2 separate regions of the Homo sapiens genome follow, and region 1 is linked to region 2. The links are chromatin contacts, found by Hi-C in ENCODE. All regions are on one chromosome and are shown on one strand. The core of a region is the stretch at or near the end of the contact, and the rest is flanking DNA. Distances in the headings are between cores, read along the strand shown. Region 1 has its middle 640 kb from the start of IGFBP3. Region 2 has its middle 460 kb from the start of IGFBP3.

Region 1 (7,485 bases), core at 891-3,390, 170 kb after region 2:
TAAGGTAACTTCCGGCTCAACAAAAATCTGGATTATGCTAGAGACACAGATAAACATATATTTATGGGCTCTTTATGAAGTTCCCATGGGAAGCCTGAAAGTCAAAAGCAAGACCATAAAAATGAGCTCATCACTCTTAAGAAGCAGATAACTTACTCAGATAAGATAATAAATGTCCCAAGTATTCACTTTAAACTCAGATTGAACTGTGCCTGAACCCAGGGAGGCTGGATTCCCACCCCTGGATTGCCTTTCCCTTCTCGGTTCTCTTACTTCCTGGTTGGAGCCCAGGTGTCCTGTGCCAGCAGCTTTCTATCCCCAAACCACGTCCTTCACACTCTGCTGAGCCAGAAATGAACATGGACGTGCTGGGAGTCCGCACACACAGCTGGTTTCTGTTACAGTTTTATAAGGTTTCACCTGACACACCATTGGATGAGTTTTTTAAACTGCGCATGTGAAAATCTTTTAGTGTTTATAGATTAAGTGCTAAATCTTGGCAATGCCAGCTCACAGTTATTTAACAATTTCCTGAAGACGATGTGTGTACCTAAGCAGGCACACAGGCTTTTTAGTAACGAAGCCTCTGCCTGTCCTTCCAGACACATCTTGAGCAGTACTCCCACCTCCCTAGACTTTCTTAGTTACACGGTGGTCACTGCTCTGCCAAATGTATGTGCTTGAATAATCTTCACATATAAGTTAGTGAGCTACCTTTGTCTGGGCTGAAAATATTCTTCCCTTTGTTTCTGCTCAGTTGGGCTTCATAGGTCAGCTTCTTTTTATCACTCTCTCGATGAAAAGTCCAAGGCAGGCATGTCTAATTGACTGAAACTGGGTCATTTATTGTTCTCTCTGCAGGCCAGGAGAGTGAGGATGTAGTTGGTTTGTACAGGATAAATTTGACAACAGATATTGCAGATCAACTTTAGGGTACTGTTGAGGCTCTGCTGGGAGAGGAGAATTAGAGAGAGGTGAATTCATGAGACAGTTTAGGCCCAGAGCTAGGAAGACTAATGCATGTGAAAAGTGAGGAGATGTGTCTGACAGCCTCATCCAGATTCCTGGCATGTGGGATGAGGGCAGATGGAAAGACCACTCATTGAAACAGGACCAAACTTCCTTTACTCAATGTGGAGTATTTGTGAATATAGAAGAAGGAAAGGGCCATGGGACAGGTTCAGTTTTTGATGTTTCTATCCAGTGTTCAGGGGTCACTGATAAGTGAGAAAGTATGTGCCTTGGACAGGAGACCATGACAGTGATCTGGACCTGACATAGCACTGTCAATTTAGAGGAAGTAGTTGAAGCTGTGTGTGGAAGAGGCTCCACTCCGGTGGTATTGCTACAAATGCAAAGGCTGAATACCATGGGTCATGCTCTTTCTTTGACCTTCTAAAGAGTCTGGTGCAAGCCATATGTTGCCCTGTGCATCTTTGATTGTTATCTTTAGTCCACTGAGAATGTCCACTAACAATTAGGTAGGACTTATTACAGGCCATGCACTGTCCCAAGCATGTGTTTTCACTCATTTGATGTACACAGCACCTTAAGAGGTAGGCAATTTTTATGATGCCTATTTTACAACAGAGAAAGCTGAGGTGCAGAGAGATAAAACCCAACATTATAGAAAAAGTAAGTGTTAGATCCAGGGCTTCAACGTGAGACTCTTTTGCCCTGAAATCCCTGTGTCTCACCACACAAATATGCCTCTTTCAGAATTACATCATTTGTCACTCTGCCCTGTCACAAGACAATTAATGAAGTGTGTGTGTTGGCGGGGGGGGAGTGGGTGGGGAGTGGTCATCTTTTGAGGGATTGCAGGGTTCATAAAGAGAAGCTATACTTTTTCCTGGTTACTGTCTCCAAAGCCAAGCAAGAGTGATCAAGACAGCTTCATAATGTTTGGAGGAACCTACAAGAAGGAAAACCTGATAGTGTTTAATGCATATTACAGTAGATGCCATACTTAATTATAAATTTCTGAGTTTACTTCCCCATAGTTCTGTAAGCTTTTGAAGGCAAGACTTAACGTTAACCACCAAACCCCTAAATGGTAGTGTTTTTGTTAGAAACAGGCTGCCTCTAACCCTTCCAGCTCTTGAGGAGAAACGGGAGGAGAAAGATGACATTTGATCGTGTTCCAGGGAGAATGTCTAAGTTGTGTAAGTCAATTCTGACTCATGGGGAAAGGTTATTCTAAGTTTCAGCACACAGTTGTTTTTGTCCTTGTGTGAGGATGCTCTATAGGGCACGCCAGTGCCCCGGCTCATCCACAGGAAGTCTTTCATAGGAAGCAAACTGCAGTGTGTGGGGTTTCCTAAAAGAGCTTCAATATTGCAGTTCTAAAAAATTTCTAGAGGAGTTTGGGGCATATGGGGTTAAAGGTCAATGCAGGAAATCATTAGCGCACAGTAGGCATCTTCAATGAGATGAGCATTTGGTGTGGACACAGGGAAGGGAAGGTCTCATTAACACGCTGGCCAGTGAGGGCCTCACAGGTTTTATCTGGAAATAACAGGCAGTTAATTCCAGGTTTACATGCAGACTTATCTGCATACTCTGTGTTTTCAGATGGCATGTGCTATGTTTTAACCAACTGTGTATCTTTCCTTTCATAATGTGAATTGTGACCTGGAATTAATTCTAGCAGTATCAAATAGCTCCATCCATTTCTGGAACCTAAATAAAAAACAATGAACCACTCTTTCTAAAATAGGAGACCTGTTTACAAATCCTATTTGGCTACCCCTCATACTAGTAAAAGAAAGAGACCGTAAGTAAAGGGGAGAAAGGAAGAATGGAACAGAATGTTCACTCTTGTGTATTACTCCACTGTTATTATTGGTTCTTTTCTGCAATGAGGAATCAATGTTAGCATACAGTTGGTTTGTAAGAGATTGTAGGGGAAGATGGTAGTTAGGTCTGGAATTCAAAGAAAACTTCCTGGAGGAAGAAGAATATAAAAATTATAATAGAGGGATTCACCTTCTTCCTGGTTTAGTCTTGGGAGGGGGTATGGGTCCAGGAATGTATCCATTTCTTGTAGATTTTCTAGTTTATTTGCATAGAGGTATTTATAGTATTCTCTGATGGTTGGTTGTATCTCTTTGGGATCAGTGGTGATATCTGCTTTATCCGTTTTTATTCTGTCTATTTGATTCTTCTCTCTTTTCTTCTTTATTAGTCTGGCTAGTGGTCTATTTTGTTAATCTTTTCAAAAAACCAGCTCCCTGATTCATTCATTTTTTTTTGAAGAGTTTTTCACGTCTCTATCTCCTTCAGTTCTAATCTGATCTTAGTTATTTCTTGTCTTCTGCTAGCTTTTGAATTTGTTTGCTCTTGCTTCTCTAGTTGTTTTAATTGTGGGGTTAGGGTGTCGAAATATCTAAAAGTTATTTCCTGCTTTCTCCTGTGGGCATTTAGTGCTATAAACTTCCCTCTAAACACTGCTTTAGCTGTGTCCCAGAGATTCTAGTACATTGTATCTTTGTTCTCATTGGTTTCAAATAACTTATTTATTTCTCCCTTAATTTCATTATTTACCCAGTATTCATTCAGGAGCAGGTTGTTCAGTTTGCATGTAGTTGTGCAGTTTTGAGTGAGTTTCTTAATCCTGAGTTCTAATTTGATTGTACTGTGGTCTGAGAGACTGTTTGTTATGATTTCCATTCTTTTGCATTTGCTGAAGGAGTGTTTTACTTCCAATTATGTGGTCAATTTTAGAATAAGTGTGATGTGGTGCTGAGAAGAATGTATATTCTGTTGATTTGGGGTGGATAGTTCTGTAGATGTCTGTTAGGTCTGCTTGGTCCAGAGCTGAGTTGAAGTCCTGAAATATCCTTGTTGATTTTCTGTCCATTGATCTGTCTAAGATTGACAGTGGGGTGTTAAAGACTCCAGCTATTGTTGTGTGGGAGTCTAAGTATCTTTGTAGGTATCTAAGAACTTGCTTTATGAATCTGTGTGCTCCTGTATTGGGTGCATATATATTTAGGGAAGTTAGCTCTTCTTGTTGCATTGACCACTTTACCATTATGTAATGCTCTTCTTTGTCTTTTTTGATCTTTGTCGGTTTAAAGTCTTTTTTTGTCAAAGACTGGGATTGAAACCCCTGCAAATTTTTTGCTTTCCATTTGTTTAGTAAATATTCCTCCATCCTTTTATTTTGAGCATATGTGTGTCTTTGCACATGAGAGGGGTTTCCTAAAGACAGCACACCAATGGTTCTTGACTCTTTATCCAATTTGCCAGTCTGTGTCTTTTAATTGGGGCATTTAGCCCATTTACATTTTTTAGCCCATTACATTACATTTAGCCCACTACATTAATTCCAGGTCACAATGTTATGTGTGAATTTGATCCTGTCATTATGATGCTAACTGGTTATTTTGCCCATTGGTTGATGCAGTTTCTTCATAGTGTCCATGGTCTTCACAATTTGGTGTGTTTTTGCAGTTGCTGGTACTAGTTTTTCCTTTCCATATTTAGTGCTTCCTTCAGGAGCTCTAGTAAGGCAGGCCTGGTGGTGAAAAAATCTCTCAGCATTTGCTTCTCTATGAAAGATATTATTTCTCCTTTGCTTATGAAACTTAGTTCGGCTGGATATGAAATTCTGGGTTGAAAATTCTTTTCTTCAAGAATGTTGAATAATGGCCCCCACTCTCTTCTGGCTTGTAGGATTTCTGCAGAGAGATCTGATGTTAGTCTAATGGGCTTTCCTTTGTAGGTAACCTGACCTATCTCTGGCTGCCCTTAACATTTTTTGAAATTAAGGCAGTAATTATTAGCCTGGCAACCCAAAGAAAGCCCAGGAACAGATAGATTCACAACCGAATTCTACCAGAGGTACAAGGAGGAGCTGCTACCATTCCTTCTGAAAGTATTCCAATCAATAGAAAAAGAGAGAATCCTCCCTAACTCATTTTATGAGGCCAGCATCATCCTGATACCAAAACCTGGCAGAGACACAACAAAAAAAGAAAATTTGCCAATACCCTTGATGAACTTTGATTTGAAAATCCTCAATAAAATACTGGCAAACCAAATCCAGCAGCACATCAAAAAGCTTACCCATCCCAATCAAGTTGGCTTCATAACTGGGATGCAAGGCTGGTTCAACATAAGCAACTCAATAAACAATCCATCATATAAACAGAACTAATGACCAAAACCACAGGATTATCTCAATAGATGCAGAAAAGGCCTTTGGTAAAATCCAACACCTCTTCATGCTAAAAACTCTCAATAAACTAGGTATTGGTGGAACATATCTCAAAATAATAAAAGCTATTTATGACAAACCTACAGCCAATATCATTCTGAATGGGCAAAAGCTGGAAGCACTCCCTTTGAAAACTGGCACAAGACAAGGATGCCCTCTCTCACCACTCCTATTCAATATACTACTGGAAGTTCTGGCCAGGGCAATTAGGCAAGAGAAAGAAATAAAATGTAATCAAATAGGAAGAGAGGAAGTCAAATTGTACCTGTTTGCAGATGACATGATTGTATACTTAGAAAAGCCCATCGTCTCAGCCCAAAATCTCCTTTAGCTGATAAGCAACTTCAGCAAAGTCTCGGGATACAAAATCAATGTTCAAAAATCACAAGCATTCCTATACACCAATAATAGACAAACAGGGAGACAAATCATGAGTGAACTCCCATTCACAATTGCTACAAAGAGAATAATATACCTAGGAATCCAACTTACAAGGGATGTGAAGGACCTCTTCAAGGAGAACTACAAACCACTGCTCAAGGAAATAAGAGAGGACACAACAAATGGAAAAACATTCCATGCTCATGGATAGGAAGAACCAATATCATGAAAATGGCCATATTTCCCAAAGTAATTTATAGATTCAATGCTATCCCCTTCAAGCTACCATTGACTTTCTTCACAGAATTAGAAAAACCTACTTTAAATTTTATATGGAACCAAAAACAAGCCCATATAGCCAAGACAATCCTAAGTAAAAAGAAGAAAGCTGGAGGCATCCCGTTACCTGACTTCAAACTATACTACAAGGCTACAGTAACCAAAACAGCATGGTATTGATACCAAAACAGATATATAGACCAATGGAACAGAACAGAGGCCTCAGAAATAATGCCACACATCTACAACCATCTGATCTTTGACAAACCTGACAAAAACAAGCAATGGGGAAAGGATTCCCATGTGCAGAAAACAGAAATTGGACCCTTTCCTTACAACTTATACAGAAATTAACTCAAGATGAATTAAATACTTAAAAGTAAGGCCTAAAACCATAAAAACCCTAGAAGAAAACCTAGGCAATACCATTCGGGACATAGGCATGGGCAAAGACTTCATGACTATAACACAAAAACCAATGGCAACAAAAGCCAAAATTGGCATATGGGATCTAATTAAACTAAAGAGCTTCTGCACAGCAAAAGAAACTATCATTAGAGTGAACAGGCAACCTACAGAATGGGAGAAAATTTTTGCAATCTATTCATCTGACAAAGGGCTAATATCCAGAATCTACAAAGAACTTAAACAAATTTACAAGAAAAAAAACAAACCTATCAAAAAGTGGACAAAGGATATGAACAGACACTTCTCAAAATAAGACATTTATGCGGCCAACAAACATATGAAAAAAAAGCTCATCATCACTGATCATTAGAGAAATGCAAATCAAAACCACAATGAGATACCATCTCATGTCAGTTTGGTGATCATTAAAAAGTCAGGAAACAACAGATGCTGGAGAGGATGTGGAGAAATAGGAATGCTTTTACACTGTTGATGGGAGTGTAAATTAGTTCAAACATTGTGGCGATTCCTCAAGGATCTAGAACTGGAAATACCATCTGACCCAAAGGATTATAAATCATTCTACTATAAAGACACATGCACACGTATGTTTTTTGCAGCACTATTCACAGTAGCAAAGACTTGGAACCAACTGAAATGTCCATCAATGATAGAGTGGATAAAGAAAATGTGGGACATATACACCATGGAATACTATGTAGCCATAAAAAAGGATGAGTTCATGTCCTTTGCAGGGACATGGATAAAGCTGGAAACCATCATTCTCAGCAAACTAACACAGGAACAGAAAACCAAACACCACAAGATCTCACTCGTAAGTGAGAATCGAACAACGAAAACATGGGTGCAGGGATGGGAACATCACACACCGGGGCCTGTCAGGGGGTGGGGGACAAGGGGAGGGATAGCGTTAGGAGAAATACCTAATGTAGATGATGCGTTGATGGTTACAGCAAACCACCATGGCACGTGTATACCTATGTAAAAACCTGTATGTTCTGCCCCTGTATCCCAGAACTTAAAGCATAATAAAAAAAAATTGTAATTGAATCCAACAGGAGAGAGAAATACATTAGACAACTTAAAAATGAATATTATTTTATTTTTCTTCCCCACTCATTTCCTGACACTCTAACCACTATATGACATTAATGGTCTCCACAGAGTTCCAT
Region 2 (7,278 bases), core at 2,497-4,996:
AAGTCCAACAATATATAAAATATGTGGTCAATTAACTCTTCTGAATTTCAAATATATGTCTGATTGTGTGTGTGTGTGTATCTTGCTTAGTAAGCTTTTGGGATGTGTAATTTGGTGTCTGTCATCAATTTGGAAAAAAATTTGGCCATTTTTTTCAAATATGTGTTCTGTCTTGCTTTTATATCCTCCTAGTATTTCAATTATATGAATATTAAAATCACTTAATATTTTAGCATGGTGTTTGGATGTTGTTTTTCTTTCTTATTTTTCTTTGGGCTTAAGTTTAGATAATTTCTATTGACCAACCTTAATTTTTAGTTATTATTTCCTTGTCACAGTTGGATCTACTGATAATCCAGCCCATCAAATTTGTTCTTTATTATGTTACTGTGTTTTTAATATTTAGCATTTTCTTTTGACTCCTTTGAGTTTCTGTCTCTGCTAGCGTTATCTATCTCATCCTGTGTGTTATCTATATTTTTCCTTTAACCTCTTTAACATATTATTATTAATCATTGTCATGTCACATTCCATGTTTGTTTGATTATTCCAACATCTATGCCATACTGGTGTTTGGTTCTGATAATTGTTTTGTCTCTTTAGACTGTGTTTTTCTTGCCTTTTTAGCATGGCTTGTAAATTTTTTGTTGTGTGGGGTAATAAATACTGAGATTAAATAAGCCTTTAAGAGTTGGGCTGTTTGATGTTTCTTATTCCTACAGGCAGTAGAGGCATGCAATTTCTCTATTGTCCCTGTTTTTTCTCTTCTCTTGGTTTTGTGGCTTCCATTTGTTCTAGTCCTCAGAGAGAGTGACTTTCTTGCACTTCTTGCTGTAGTCTACTGTTATTTTTACTAAAAGTTTCCTAACATATTTCTAGGTTATGTGTGTTTGAAGAGAAGAAATCTCTAATCTTTTGATTAATTTACATCCTTTGGGGTTCATAATGGGCTATCTTGAGGTGTAGGCCTTCAAAGTTCCCTCATTCGGGGTTAAAACTTTCCCTGTAATCTAATTCATTCCTCCCATGTAGCTAACAACCTTTGAAATCTGTGCCTTTGGAGCCCTCCCCCTATAAATTATGTTTTTTTGTGTGTGTTTATTTCCTTGCCTGAGGTGACAGAGGAAGGGCATTTTGAGCAGTACTGAAACAGGGTAGAGTTCTCCCCCACTAGTTGGGACTGAATTTCACTCTTGTCATGTGGAATCACTGGAATTAAGCCTTCTGTATTGGAAGGAAGAAAGGTTAGAGAAGATTTCATGATGACCACTTTTCCCCTTTACTGCCAGGGCCAAAGAGAGGTGAGGCCAGGATAGGGAAGGAAAAAAGAAAGTGGAGAGGAGAGAGAGAGGAGTTGGGGAGTCCTCTCATGAGAGTGTAGTAGGTGGTGGGTCATATGGAAAAAAGCTTAAGAAAGTGTGACCCACATATGACTAATGACTCAGGAACTTCTCACCCTCATGCAGCCCACACTCAGCCTCTAGTTTCATGTTCCTACAGGATTATGGGGTACCACGGCTTTCTCTTTAGATAAACAGATCTCATCTGCTTTATCTCTTTAGATGCATTCACTGTTCCGTGTGTTGAGGTGGTTGTTTGCTCTGTGATCTCAGTTATCTGATGGGTCCAAAAAAGGTCACTGATTTTTACATTGTCCAGCTTTTTTCTTGTTGTTAAGGACAGAAGTGATGACTTCCCATCTGTTACATGTCAGAGTTGAAAATGGAAGTCTACATCCTTAATTTTAAATAGGAATTTAATTTTCATTTAATAAAATTAATAAATATTTTACTTAATGGATTTTCTTTTGGGAGTCAAAAATATAATCCTATAATTTATTCTATTAACTTCTTCTATTAACTTTACTCTGTTATATTTTATATCCAAACCTCTAATATGCTGGAATCCACTTGGGAATGTGGTGTAAAGTAGGGAATCTGGGCTGGATGCAGTGGCTCACGCCTGTAATCCCAGCACTTTCGGAGGCTGAGGCAGGTGGATCACCCGCGGTCAGGAGTTTGAGACAACCCTGACCAACATGGAGAAACCCCATCTCTACTAAAAATACAAAATTAGCTGGGTGTGGTGGCGCATGCCTGTAATCCCAGTTACTCGGGAGGCTGAGGCAGGAGAATCAGCTTGAACTCAGGAGGCAGAGGTTGCGGTGAGCCGATATCCTGCCATTGCGCTCCAGCCTGGGCAACAAGAGCAAAACTCTGTCTCAAAAAAAAAAAAAATTAAAAAAAGTAGGGCATCTGTTTTATTTTTCTTCACATATAAAATTTATTTTTCAAACATTGTATATTTTACAGGCACTTATCTTCTCAGGTTTCTAGATGGTGGTTTGTCCTGTGACTTCACTCTCTAATGGGTCAAAGTCAAATTGTTCATTTTTATTTTTTAAATTTTTTTTTGTTGTGAAGAAGGGAATGTCAACTTTTGAATACTTTAAAAGCCTGAGGTGAAATCAGAACAGTCTATTTAATTTTGATCAACGTACAAAAAAGGCAAAATCTTTTTTAACAAATGGCACTAGAGCAATTTAATCTCTCTATGGAGATACATAGGTCCTGATCTCTATTTTCCTCTGAAAAAGAAGGGAGAAATGGAAAAGCTCATAGAATAAAATGCAGAAGAATATATTCGTGACATCCCATAGTTAGGTATTTTTGTACAGTACACACAAAAAGTTTTTAAGGCCAAAGATTATGAAGCTGGAGAAATTATGGTTCAATTTCAGTTGAGATTGTCTTTGCTGGGGTGATGGGAACATGAGAGACTTTAGGGACCTTTGACTTTCTACTTTTGCTAGTTCCATATTATTGGAATTTTATAATAAATACACATATGGTAATAACAAAATAAATAAATAAAAGCTAGTTCAGATAGGCAGAACACAGAAGATTATTAAAGCAGTGAAAGTCTTCTGTATGATGCTGTAATGGTGCATACATGTCATTATACATTTGTCCAAACCCACAGAATGTACATCAGGAGTGATCTTTGGTTAATAATGTTGGGTCATTGTAGATTCATCAAGTCTAACAAATGTTCCACTCTGATGGGAGATGTTGATAGTGGAGAGTCTGTGGGGGTAGGGGGTGTGGGCTAGGAGGTTTATGGAAAAATCTCTATATTTTTCACTCAATTTTGCTATGAGTTTTACATTACACCCAAAAATAAAGTCCATCAAAACAAGGCCACTTTGGTGTCCAATAATCTTAAATTACTAAATTCAAATTGATTTTGCTCATTTCAAAAAGATATGTACAAATATACATATATTATCTCAGGAATTACATATGTGGTATTTGAAATATACAGTTTTCCAAGTTCCACTGTGAATTATTTTAAAACAAAATTCCTAAATTTTTTGTAAGTTTCATTGTAAATTATTTTTTAAAAAATTTAATTTTTTGTTTTTAAAAAATCTTTTTATATCAGTTCATTTTGCCAATATTAATCTTATTGTGCAAGGGGCATAGTTTGTTTTATTGTTTTATGTGTCATGCAGAGTTCATAGATTCACTAATTCCTTCCAGGAAACTTAAACACTTCATGTTAGACTAAACCAGATGTAAAGAATTTTTTTGTTTGTTTTAAAGATAAGACAAGAAGGTCCCAACATTGTGGCTGTAGTAAGACAGTGTTGCCATGGAATAAAACATCAAGATGGTTATTGAAAAAACTTTCCCAAATATGATTAAAAATAAGAAGATTCTTAGGTCCACAATGAATCACAAATGCTACTTCTCCCAGAGAAACCCAACACAGCAAGATTAACAGGCTCTGAGTCACATATTAAATACAACAAGGGCCCACTAAGTTATAACCTAACCCTATTCCAATCCAAGATCCAGGAATTTCTTCACCCACAAATTATCTTGTCATTTGGCCAAATCCTGTACTCATGACCAAATTTTTACTTACTTCAAAACTATTTCACTTTCCCAGAACTTGTGACTTTGTGAATCATCAGAAAATATATATTTTTTTCTGATAATCAGGTATCTCTTTTCTTGTATATAACATAGGAAAAGGACAAGGTCCATTATAGCCAGAAGCCTAGAACATTGTTATATACTAAGATTTATTTCAAGATTAATAAGAAAGAGCTGACAAAAAGTAATAGGCCTGATAAATCAATTTACACATTTATTGATACCAATATCAAAACCGATGAAATACTATTGCTTCATTTCTGATGAGCAATGTCCTGATCCATCCCACATACAGAGGTCATACTGATGCTCATGGTTGAATTTGCTGATTTTCCCCCTTGGTGGTGGCTTAGTGTTCTGAGCTATGTTCCCATACATTGCATAATGATCCAGGAGCTATAGAAATAAAATGTATGTGTCTGTCATTTCAGCGAGCAGTCCTTGCAATGCCTACAGATTTTCAAGTCAGTTTTGACTTCAGGAACATATTATTATTATCCCTAGCTGTTGAAGAGAGTTTCTCTAGAAGGAATTTTACAATTTAATCTTCAGGTCCTTAGAATCACATCTTGCTATAGCCCGGGCCTATTTTTGTTTCTGAAGGAATGCAGCTTTGCATTCCTCGATCTTCTCCTGGTGGCAGCCCACCTTATCTTGACCTTTTGCAGACAGTTCATCTCCAGACTGCTAGGTGATTCATCAACTCACGTCAGGAGAGACCATGGGGTTTTGTTTTGTTTTGTTTTGTTTTATTCTTTCATGGCCAATTTGGTACTATCTCTCCATTTTCAGAACCTCAGTTCTTTTCTGCAAATGGGGATTGCTATAGACTGAACATTTTGTCCCCACAAAATTCATATCATCATGGGAGGTGGAGCCATTGTGAGATGATTAGGGATAGATGAGCTTGTGAGGGTGGATCCTCATGAACAGGATTAGTGCCCTTATAAAATAGGCCCAAGGGATCTTCTTTGCTTCTTCCACCATGTGGTGACACAGCAAGAAGTTGCCCTCTGTGAAGCAGAAAGCAGGACCTCCCCAGATACCAAACTTGCTGGCACCTTGATCTTGAACTTTTCGGTATGCAGAATTGTGAGAAATAAATGTTTGTTGGTAAAGCCACCCAGTCTGTAGTACTTTTGTTATAGAGCCTGAATGAGCTAAGACAGGACTAAATCCACAGGTTTATGTGAACACATGATGCTGCATTGCTTCTTGTTTTCAGTGAGACTTCAAGTGAAGTGGACATATTTTCATATGATATTTCTGAATTTTTAATTTAAAATACAGAAAATATAAACACATGTTTTAAGTGCCTGTTGTATGCTGCATACTGTACCAGATATTTTTACATACATTGAGGAATGAAATCAGTCTTTATTGAGAATCTAATAAGTACCAGATACTTTTACATGAATTACCCCATTTAAATCTTCAGGCAACCTTACAGCAATTTTGCTGATGACATAATAGAAAGTGGTGACTTGGTCAAGGTCATGTAGCTAATAATACCAGGCACAGAATTCAAACACAATGTGTCACACATTTGCCTAATGCCTTTTTTTGAGTGGAAGTGGATTGCCTAACAATAGAAATAAGGAATGAGGTCAGAATATAGGAAATTTTTAATAATAAAAAAGGGTTTTGTGGTTGTGCTTGATGCAAGAAAAGAATGAGATGTTTAAGGGAACGTCTCCAAGGGTATAGTTTGGCATCAAGGATGACAGTAAAGTAAAGAAAATTTAAAAAGTAAAGTAGACTTCCTGTCTACTTAGCCCCTTTTACTCTGCTGAGCCGTAAATTTCAGATTGAAAGAGGGAAAAAATGTGTTGCAGAGCAGCCCTGAATCCTAAGATTGGGGAAAGGCATTGTAAGAGAGCCCTGAACTCTGAATACTAATATGTGTGAAACTGCCATTGCAAAAGTGTAACTGAGACAGTGGAAAGAGCTTTGACCTAACCAACTCCATCTTGCTTCTCACCTCCAAGCTGTCCTTGTTCATTCCTGGACGTAGGCTGAACTAACTTTGAGAATAAATTAGTTTATAGTTTATCATTTAAAACAAAGACAAGAACAGCCCTTTCCCGAAACAAACCCCCTTCTTGCCTGAGGACTAGACTACCTTTGCAGGACTAACAAATTAGCCACAAGATTAGAAATTATGGTTTAGGTGTCATGCAGCTGGATTCTGACCCTCCCTAAACTGCTCCTAAGATCAGTGCTTGAGATATTTTGCAGACCCTGAACCTGATGGATCAGCTGGCACCACCCAGATTGATAAACTGGCTCATCTGATCTTGTGGACCCCACCCAGGAACGGACTCAAAGCGCGAAGACGGCTTCGACTTCCTATGATTTCATCTTTGACCTGACCAATCAGCACTCCAGGCTCACTGGCTTCCACCCACCCACCAAGCTGTCCTTAAAAACTCTGATCCTCGAACGTTCAAGGAGACTATTTGAGTAATAATAAAACTCCTGTCTCCTGCACCACAGGCTCTCTGTGAGTTACTCTTTCTCTATTGCAATTCCCCTGTCTTGATAAATCGGCTCTCTCTGGGCAGTGGGCAAAGTGAACCCACTGGGTTGCACTCACTACCATTTATCAAACACCAAGTGTGGAATCAGGGATGGGAGCCAGCCCAGTTCTGTGGATTCCACAGCCTGCTGTGGTCATGTGTGGTACTCCTGACTGCCTTTTATATTTTAGTACCTTATCCATATTTCTCCATTAACCTTTCACAATGTCACCGATGATGGGACCCTTTCACGTGGACTTCGTGACTCATGTTTTCAGCCCCCTTTGCAGCTGGGACACAGGTCTGTGATGTTGGCTGACACTCAGTCATACAGGGCCTGGGTTTTGTTTCTGAAGTGGGCAACATAGACTAGTCTGTGCTGGCTGGGGTAGAGGAGCAGGCTGTCTACAGTGGCAGCAGCTGCAGTAATGGCTTCTCAGGAGTTTAATGTCAAATTCAAGGCTTAGGAAGGTGTCAGTGCTAATGGCTGCATCAGTCAAGTCAAGCCGAGTTCCTAATGTTGGATGCTCAGCTGTGGCTGTGGGTGACGGCTGACTTCTCATCTGTGCCAGGAAATTGGTGTCATTCCTGGAAAGTCTTTCTCCAGTCCTTCCAACTACTCAGGAAGTTTCCCTATGATGATTTCTAACTTAAATGTTACTTTTCTTCATAAAATAGGAAAAGCCAGTTCCATTTTACTTTTACGGCCATAATCATGGTCTTCTAATAACCCCGCTGCTTCTTGGGGCAGAGTAGAGTGCCAGGTTCCTTTGGACTTGAAGCCAGAGGGCCCCAGAGCACTTGCTGACAGGAGAGGT

What was found. A loop is a pair of places that touch in the nucleus more often than their neighbours do. Pooled maps may share reads with other maps.
Region 1: a map of Calu3 shows a loop between it and region 2 (2.1-fold over the local background). The contact joins two enhancer-like sites. A Hi-C loop is called at or near these places in 2 of 168 maps with a recorded cell type or tissue (Calu3 and transverse colon) and 1 of 50 pooled maps.

The regions. Positions count from the first base shown.
Region 1 is chr7:46,557,216-46,564,700 of GRCh38, forward strand. No RefSeq gene overlaps it. Among named protein-coding and RNA genes, the nearest start is that of IGFBP3, 640 kb to the left of the region's middle. Within about 2 kb of position 2,141, at least 3 of the 41 ENCODE cell types and tissues checked have a DNase peak (open chromatin) inside an H3K27ac peak, as active enhancers do.
Region 2 is chr7:46,382,370-46,389,647 of GRCh38, forward strand. No RefSeq gene overlaps it. Among named protein-coding and RNA genes, the nearest start is that of IGFBP3, 460 kb to the left of the region's middle. Within about 2 kb of position 3,747, at least 2 of the 41 ENCODE cell types and tissues checked have a DNase peak (open chromatin) inside an H3K27ac peak, as active enhancers do.